Linked DNA regions of Mus musculus: region 2 is linked to region 1. A link is a contact called in ENCODE POLR2A ChIA-PET data. All regions are on one chromosome and are shown on one strand. Each heading gives the region's core, a stretch centred on a gene start or an enhancer-like site at or near the end of the contact. The rest is flanking DNA. Distances are from core to core; before and after follow the strand shown.

Region 1 (3,962 bases), core at 1,094-3,593:
CTAAATGAACATATTTTCTTTCTTTTTTTCCAGACAAGAGTTTCTCTGTGTAGCCCTGGCTGTCCTGGAACTCACTGTGTAGAGCAGGCTGGCCTCGAACTCATAGAGATGCAACTGCTCCTTCCTCCTGAGCACTGGGATTAAACACTAGCTGCCACCGACCAGCCTAGATATACTTTCAAACTCCCTTCTAAATACTTATCTATGTACATTAATAAGTTCTGCCCTCAGCCTTGGCCAGAGAAGCTTTCTTTCCACGGTGGTGGCCTAACCAGTGATGAATACAAACACTTGAAACTGGTCAAGCGAGCCGTGTAGTGGCGCACGCCTTTAATCCCAGCACCAGGGAGGCAGAGGCAGGCGGATTTCTGAGTTCGAGGCCACCCTGGTCTACAGAGTGAGTTCCAGGACAGCCAGGGCTACACAGAGAAACCCTATCTCAAAAAAAAAAAAAAAAAAAAAGAAAGAAAGAAAGAAAGAAAAAAAAAAAGAAACTGGTCAAGAACTGAAAGTGACTATTGAGTGCTCAGCCCTAACTGTGGCATCTATGTTAACCTCATCAAGGCTCAGGGAAAGACAAGGAGAGGGCAGAGAGAACATAAGAGTCGGAGGATGGGAGAGGGGCTGTCTCTAGGACATGGCAAGGCTGCTACACTCAAGAACTCACTGCAGTTACGGTTACCCACCCAAGATCAAGCTGGTAAGAGGCAGCCATCCAGGAGGTAGCATTCATGGATTAGGCTCAATGGAGTTGATGTGGGGGTGGGGGCACGTGAAAGTGGGAGGGATGTGTAAGAATGTCCAGGGGAAAATGAGTAAGGAGGTAGAGGTGGATATGATCAAGATACCCGATAAACATATATGAAACCATCAAAGTATAAATAAAAACTATCCTAAATAACTGAAATTGGTCAGGATTTCTATTGTTGTCATGAAACACCTTGGCCATAAAGCAAGTTGGGGAGGAAAGGGTTTATTTGGCTTATACTTCTACATTGCTGTTAACCACTGAAAAAACAGGGCAGGAACCTGGAGGCAGGAGCTGAGGTAGAGGCCATGGAGGGGTGCTGTTAACTGGTTTGCTTCCCATGGTGTGCTAGCCTGCTTGCTTATAAAAGCAGGGACCACCAGTCCAGGCATGGCACCGCCCATAGGCGGGCCCACTTTCACTGGTCACTCACTGAGAAAATACAGCTGGATCTCATGGAGGCTTTTCCTCCCCTGAGGCTCCTTTTTCTCTCACGACTCTAGCTTGTGTCAAGTTGACACACCAGCAATGCAATAAGTATTTAGAATTGTGCAAGTTACACACTATTACCTTATTTAAAAATAAAGTATGAAAACTAAGCTAAATGCCCCTTTCTTTTTTCTTTCTTTTGTTTTTTTAAAGATTTATTTATTTAAATGTAAGTACACTGTAGCTGTCTTCAGACATTCTAGAAAAGGGCATCAGACCTCATTACGGATGGTTGTGAGCCACCATGTAGTTGCTGGGATTTGAACTGAGGACCTTGGGAAGAGCAGTCAGTGCTCTCAACTGCCGAGTCATCTCATCAGCCCTCCTAATGCCCCTTTCATCATGTTTTTTTTTCGAGACAGAGTTTTTCTGTGTAGCCCTGGCTGTCCTTGTCATTCTGTAGACCAAGCTGGCCTCAAACTCAGAAATCCGCCTGCCTCAGTCTCCCAAGTGCTGGGATTAAAGGAATGTGCCACCACTGCCCGGCTCATCAAGTTCTTTTTTAGTTGTAACTATTATCGGTGTTTTCAGGACCACTTTCCAGTGTTCTCTTTATTTTATTTACTGTATCTGCATATATCTTTGTTTAAGGATAAAAAACAACTCCCCCCCCAAAAAACCTCCCGATTTAATATCTTTAGAAAGTAAGAATGAGCCTGGGGGGAGATATACTGAGACATTTGTTGAAGAAAAACAGAGCGAACAATCATTTACTAAAGTCTACTATAGACTGGTTCATTTTTTACTAAGCTATTAACTTACACTTTAGAATTTAAGAAACGTCACATAAAACCAAACAAAATACCTACTTTATGTGAAACCCTGAGCGTTTCATCAAGAGTTTGGTATTTCAGGTCTGAAGATTCTTTGGGATGTTGGGATTCAATGCGGTACTTAGGAGGATATCTCCGGAATTCAGAGAAGGCACCAAATGTTTCAAAGAATAGCTACCAGCCAGCAGCACAGGCTTCAAACCAAAGCGGCGGCTCGCGGAGAGTACGCCTGCGCAAAACGCGCACAGACAGGGAGAGGGCGGAGCTTCGGGCCTGCCAGTGCGCCTGCGCACAGCACGCCGCGGAGTGGGGGAGGGAGCCCCGTGTGTGTCTGTGTTGTTGTTCCGCGGCGGCGGCGGCGGCGGTAAGATGGCTGCCCACGGGGGCTCCGCGGCGTCGTCGGCGCTGAAGGGGTTAATCCAGCAGTTCACCGCCATCACCGGTAAGAGACGCGGTTACGGGAAGGTGAAGAGTCGGCTACGGGGAGGCTGTCGGGGCTGTCCCGGGCTTCGCCTCACCTTGGTGCATTCCTCACTCGGGCTCTCCCCTCAGCTCCTGCCCTCTCCTGAGGCACAGGCGACGACGGCGGCGGCGGCCGGGGTCTGCGGTTCAGGCGGGAGGCAGGTTTCCCCCGCCCCCACCCCGCGCGTGCCCCTCAGTCCCTGGATTCGGTCTCCCCTTATTCCCAGACAGGCCCCCCACGCCCCCAGCCGGTCCAGTACAGGGGATGGGCCGAGCCCGCGGTGCCAGGGGCCCGGGACCTGCGGGCCGGAGGAGTAGGGGGCCGCACCCGGGCCACCGCCCTCTTCCTCCCTCATCACCTCCTCTCGGTATCGTGCTGCCCGCGGACCAGGCGGTGCAGTCCGTTCCCCCCATGCCATCCTCTCTTCCCGGCCAGGTCATCGTCCCTGTCCCTCGGCCCCGGCCTACCCTTCCCCTCGCTGGGCCCCCCCGGAGCCTTGGCGGTGGCCCTGCCGTGTGAGGGCCGTCTCGCTTTAACGGTGAGGCGGGTGGGTTCTGCTGCGCCTTCACACATCCCGGGGGACTTGCCGCCGGGAACAAGGGGTGCGGAGGGGCACCTTAGGGACCGAGGGTTTCACATAGGAATAGGGGGGGGGGGAACCCTGAGCTTAGTGTGTGTGTGAGGCCTAAAGTAATCCTGGGTGGCCTTTCCCACCTCCTCATAATAAAACCAAACATCGAGACGATGGCGCCCGAGTCTTTGCTGATAAAATGGGGATGGCGGCAGAAACTTCTTGCAGAGAAATCTGTTTCTAGGTGTCAGTATCCGTGAAACCTTAGGCCTAGGTTTCTCTTTCCCTTCGGACCCCGACGAAGGGCAAACGCAGGTTCTCTTACCCGCCGGGAGGAAAGACTTTAAGCCATTCTGTGAATGCGCTATGTCTTGTTTCTCTCCGATGGTGCTGAACTTTTTTTGCATGAGTTATTAGAGGGCGGAGCAAATGATGAAGTTCTCTGTGGAGTGATTTGAGAGAACAGTACTCCATGTGCCTGAGTGTGATTTTGCTGTTCTAGTTTGTCATTTTGAAAAGAGGTCAGAAAGTTAGTTCCCCCTCTCAACAGGACTATCCTTTCTTTGATAATAATTTGTTTGATGCGGAGAATATTTCTAGTTTGTGTTCTTTTTTTCTAGTTTGTGTTCTTGAGTCTGACGTGTAAGATCTTTATTTTAACCAATACATGCTATTTGCAGTTTTATAATTGAAGCTAGTTTTATTTTTTGTTCGGCAACGATAATTAAGTGGCTGATGCGTTGTTTTCTGTCTTGTCACATGAAATATGTCAAAGCTGGTAAAACAAGATTTGTAATAAAATTGAGGTGAAAAGTAAGATAACTGAAATGTTGTTAAGCTTTGTGGTGGGGTTATTTTATTTATAATAACATGTGGATTTCCCAGTGCCTTACCAAACCAACATTATGGAAAGAAACT
Region 2 (3,662 bases), core at 1,005-3,504, 85 kb before region 1:
TAAGTACCAGCCTATCTTGTAGCTGCAGTACATATAGCAGAAAGTTAAATGAGGCATTAGAGACTTAAAACTAAAATCTCTCTGGAAATATACAAAACTAATATCAATTTAGGCTGCAGTTAGGAGTGCTCCCTGATTTTCCAGAGTACCAGAATTCAATCCCAGTGTTGGGGGGGTGGATATATGTTGCAGGGGGTCACATGCATCTGTAACTCCAGCTACAGGAGTTGGCACTCTATTCTAGACTCTGTGGGCACTGGTATTCTTCGTGTGCGTGTGTGTGTGTGTGTGTGTGTGCGTGCGCACCCATGTGTATTTTTATCAAATACAAAAATGCAAATTTTTTTGCCAGGAGTGGTGGCACTTTTAGACTCAGAACTTGTGAGCTGAATATTGTGACCCTGTCTCAGAAAAAAAGAAAGACTATCTGATAATTGACATGTTCAACAGCAGTGTTCCTTCTCTTATCACACCAAAACTTGTTTTAATATAAAAGAATATACCAGTAGCTGTGACCCATCTTATAATCCCAGCACTCTGAAGGAACAGACAGAAAGTTGGCAAGTTGGAGACCATCCTGAACTACACATTGAGACCCTGTCTCCAAAAACAGACATAAGTGTATACACATATTTACAATAATACATGTATATTAAAAGAAATAGTGGATTTATTTCACATTTAAAAATGACTTAGACACTCACTGTCAATTTAGCATTAAAAAAAGAGTGTTTACCACATTCCAGGTCAGACTTTATCATCTCTCATTTTATACAGCCCTGGCTGTCCTAGAACTCACTAGGCAGACCAAGCTGGCCTTGAACTCAGAGATGCACCTGCCTGTGGCGTGCAGGGATTAAAGGAATGCACCATCACACCGGCTTCATATGCCTTTGATGACTGCTCTCCTGAAGAGCTACCATCTATCTATGTGAGCTTAACCCAAGGCCTTTTGTTTGTTTGTTTGGGCTGGAGAATACTTGGTCTTGCCATGACCTGTTTGTTAGCATTTTAATTTTGTTATGAAAGCACAAGAAGCGAGAACAACAACAACAACAAAACCAGCAAAACAGGAATCAACATATTAGATGCCAGAAGAGCCATCACCTGAGTAGAACTATGAAAAAGTTATCAATCACAGCAGGACAAGGCAGTGTGATGAGTTATATGGTGCCAATGAGAGGAAGTAATAGTAAAGTCTCTTTCTTACAAGTTAATTAGCAGGATGCCTAGTCTTATCATCACTTGGAATCGTGAAATATTGTGGCCCTAAGAGAACGTGGGTGAAAATAATGTTCTTGTTAATCAGAGCTAGGAAAAGGGGTAGTGAACGCAAAAGATCCCAGCAACTAGACCTATTTTAAAGCGACATCGACGAACTAATGCCTTAAGTCTACTTGGAGGCCAGAAAAAATACATGCTCATGAGTATCGGCTGGTGATCTGTCTTTAAGAGCAAAGACTGTCGAAAGTAGAAAGACTGCTGAAAATGAATGATGGGAAACCACCTAGTATTTTAAAAAGTGAGGTGGATTACGAAGCAGAACTTCAATCCAAAGAAAAGATCGTTATGGAGAGGAGGGGTGAGAGTGGTCCTGACTGGCTGAAGCCGTGGGAAGGCGGGATGCTGAGGTGAAACCTCTGACTCAAGCTTTGAAGATAAACCCCGAGAGCGGCGGGCGGGAGAGGAGCCGAGCTTCGACGTGGCCCCGGGATTCCCTCACCTTGGCCTTGTAGCTGGGCAGGTTGCAGAGGATGTCCGTGCGCAGAGCCTCTTCTGCTAGGCTGCGGGCGCACAGGCTCCGCCACACCTCGCTGTTCTCGTCGCCGTGGAGGCAGCGGTACCAGTGCTTGCAAACCAGGGCGCAGCTCCGCAGCTCGGACAGCTCCAGGTAGGAGAACACCAACTCCAGCACCCGGCTGGGCAACCGGCCGCCGACCCCGGAGGACCCCGAGCCCGCGCTGGCGCCGCCGCCGGCACCGGCGCCGCCACCACTAGCGCCGCCCGAGGCTGCCCCAGCCCCCGGGCCCGGCGCCGCCATCGCCTCACCAGCCGGCCCGAGGGCCGCCGCCGCCGCCGCTTCGCCCCGTCTCGGCGCGGGAGGCCAAGCCTCGCCTACAGCCGCGAGCGGCTCGCTCACCGCCCCTTTCAGCGCCAGCCGCTCGCGCCTCCACCGCTCCCGCCCCTGCCCCGGGGCGTCCGCTGCGCGCCCCGCCTCACTGAGGGCAGATGGCGCGAGCCGCTCGGGTTCCCGCCCCTCGGAGCCGCTCAGCGCGGGCGCCGGAACCGCCCGCCTCGCCCGGCCTGCCCGCGACGCGCCCCGGGATCCGCCATGCGAGTTGAGGGCAAGAAGCAAGGGCGCACGCCCAGCTCGCCCGCCGCGCCTCTCTGCCCGGAAGTGACTGTTCGGCAGAGGCGCCTCGCTCCCTAAAGCTTGATGGGATTGGATGCTGCGTGTGAGGTCATCGCTCGGCGCCACCGGGAACGGGAAGCCCAGGTATGAGGCTGTTGGCCAGCGGGGTTCGGATCTGTTCGCAAGTGCTTTTTTTCTGTTTTTCCTCTAATGGCCTTGACTCGGCTCTCCTTGGCCTCTCTTCCTACGGAGTTTCCCGTCTCACTTGGTTTCTGCTCCCTCTCTAACTTTGTTCACGACACTTCCCTTTTTTGCTAGCCAATTCTTAGATCCTTCACCTTCAGGTCGCTTGGATCAATTTCCTTTCCCTTTGCGCAGTTGAGGACCTCTTGTCGTGGTCAGGTTAGATCCATTTTATTATATTTTATTTTTTTTTACCTTGAGAAATTGACATCTTCTTTTCCTGGCTAGCGCCGTAGGGGACTCACCAGAACCCATTCTCAAAGTAAGGTGGCTAAACCTGAGCAACCCTCGTAAATACGCAGGTTTTATTATATTTGAGATTAAATAAACAAGTGTAGGTAATCTCAAAGTGTCATTTGAATACTAAGTGTCACAATCTTTTTGGACAAAATATAGTGTGTTCAGTAAAAAGTAGTAGTAAAAAGATTAAGAAAAACGTGTTGTTGTTGGGTTTTTTTGTTTTGTTTTGTTTGGTAATTTGTTAATCCCTAGAATGAGGTAAGGTGGAAACATAAAGATGATTTCCTGGGAGGAAAAGAACCTAGCATTATTTAGTTATGCTATTTTAAAGAGCATTTAGAAAAAGAATAATAGAGACTGGAGTGATGGCTGAGCAGTTAAGAGCACTTTCTGCTCTTGTAGAGGACCTAGGTTCGTTCCTAGCACCCATATGGGTGCTCAAGGCTTAACCTGAGTTGTAGCTTAAGTTCAAGGGGAGCCAAACCCTCTTCTGGCTTCGGGAATGACTGAGCTGTACACACATACATGCTATACACATAAAATAAAGTAAAAGAACTACAGTGTGAGCCAGGCATAGATGAGATCTTTTAATCTGACTTTTTTTTATATATAATTCTCAACGCAGCTCTATGAAGTGATTATTATAATAATAGGGCTCACAGACTCAGGCATCAAGTCCAGTGTCATGCAATTTTTATGTAGTAAACCTTGCCTGAGATCCACCTATGTGTAATTAACTTCCTGGTTTTTAGTAAAAACAAATGAACAGCAGCTGCTTCCCTACCCTGGTATAATTACATGCTTATGATTTGCTAATCCCTTCCTC

Evidence for each region. ChIA-PET counts read pairs that join two places held with the same protein, here RNA polymerase II (POLR2A).
Region 2: POLR2A ChIA-PET joins it to region 1 with 10 read pairs in Patski. The contact joins the promoter of Fbxo45 here to the promoter of Ubxn7 in region 1. POLR2A ChIA-PET finds 5 or more read pairs at or near these places in 2 of 5 experiments (Patski and embryonic stem cell).

The regions. Positions count from the first base shown.
Region 1 is chr16:32,329,909-32,333,870 of GRCm38, forward strand. It overlaps Ubxn7 (UBX domain protein 7), which reads left to right and starts at 2,344. Exons shown (of 11, transcript NM_177633.4): 1 at 2,344-2,452. The coding sequence starts at 2,380.
Region 2 is chr16:32,244,771-32,248,432 of GRCm38, forward strand. Fbxo45 (F-box protein 45) reads right to left here and starts at 2,255. Exons shown (of 3, transcript NM_173439.2): 1 at 1,724-2,255. The coding sequence starts at 2,041. It overlaps Wdr53 (WD repeat domain 53), which reads left to right and starts at 2,457. Exons shown (of 3, transcript NM_001185162.1): 1 at 2,457-2,497.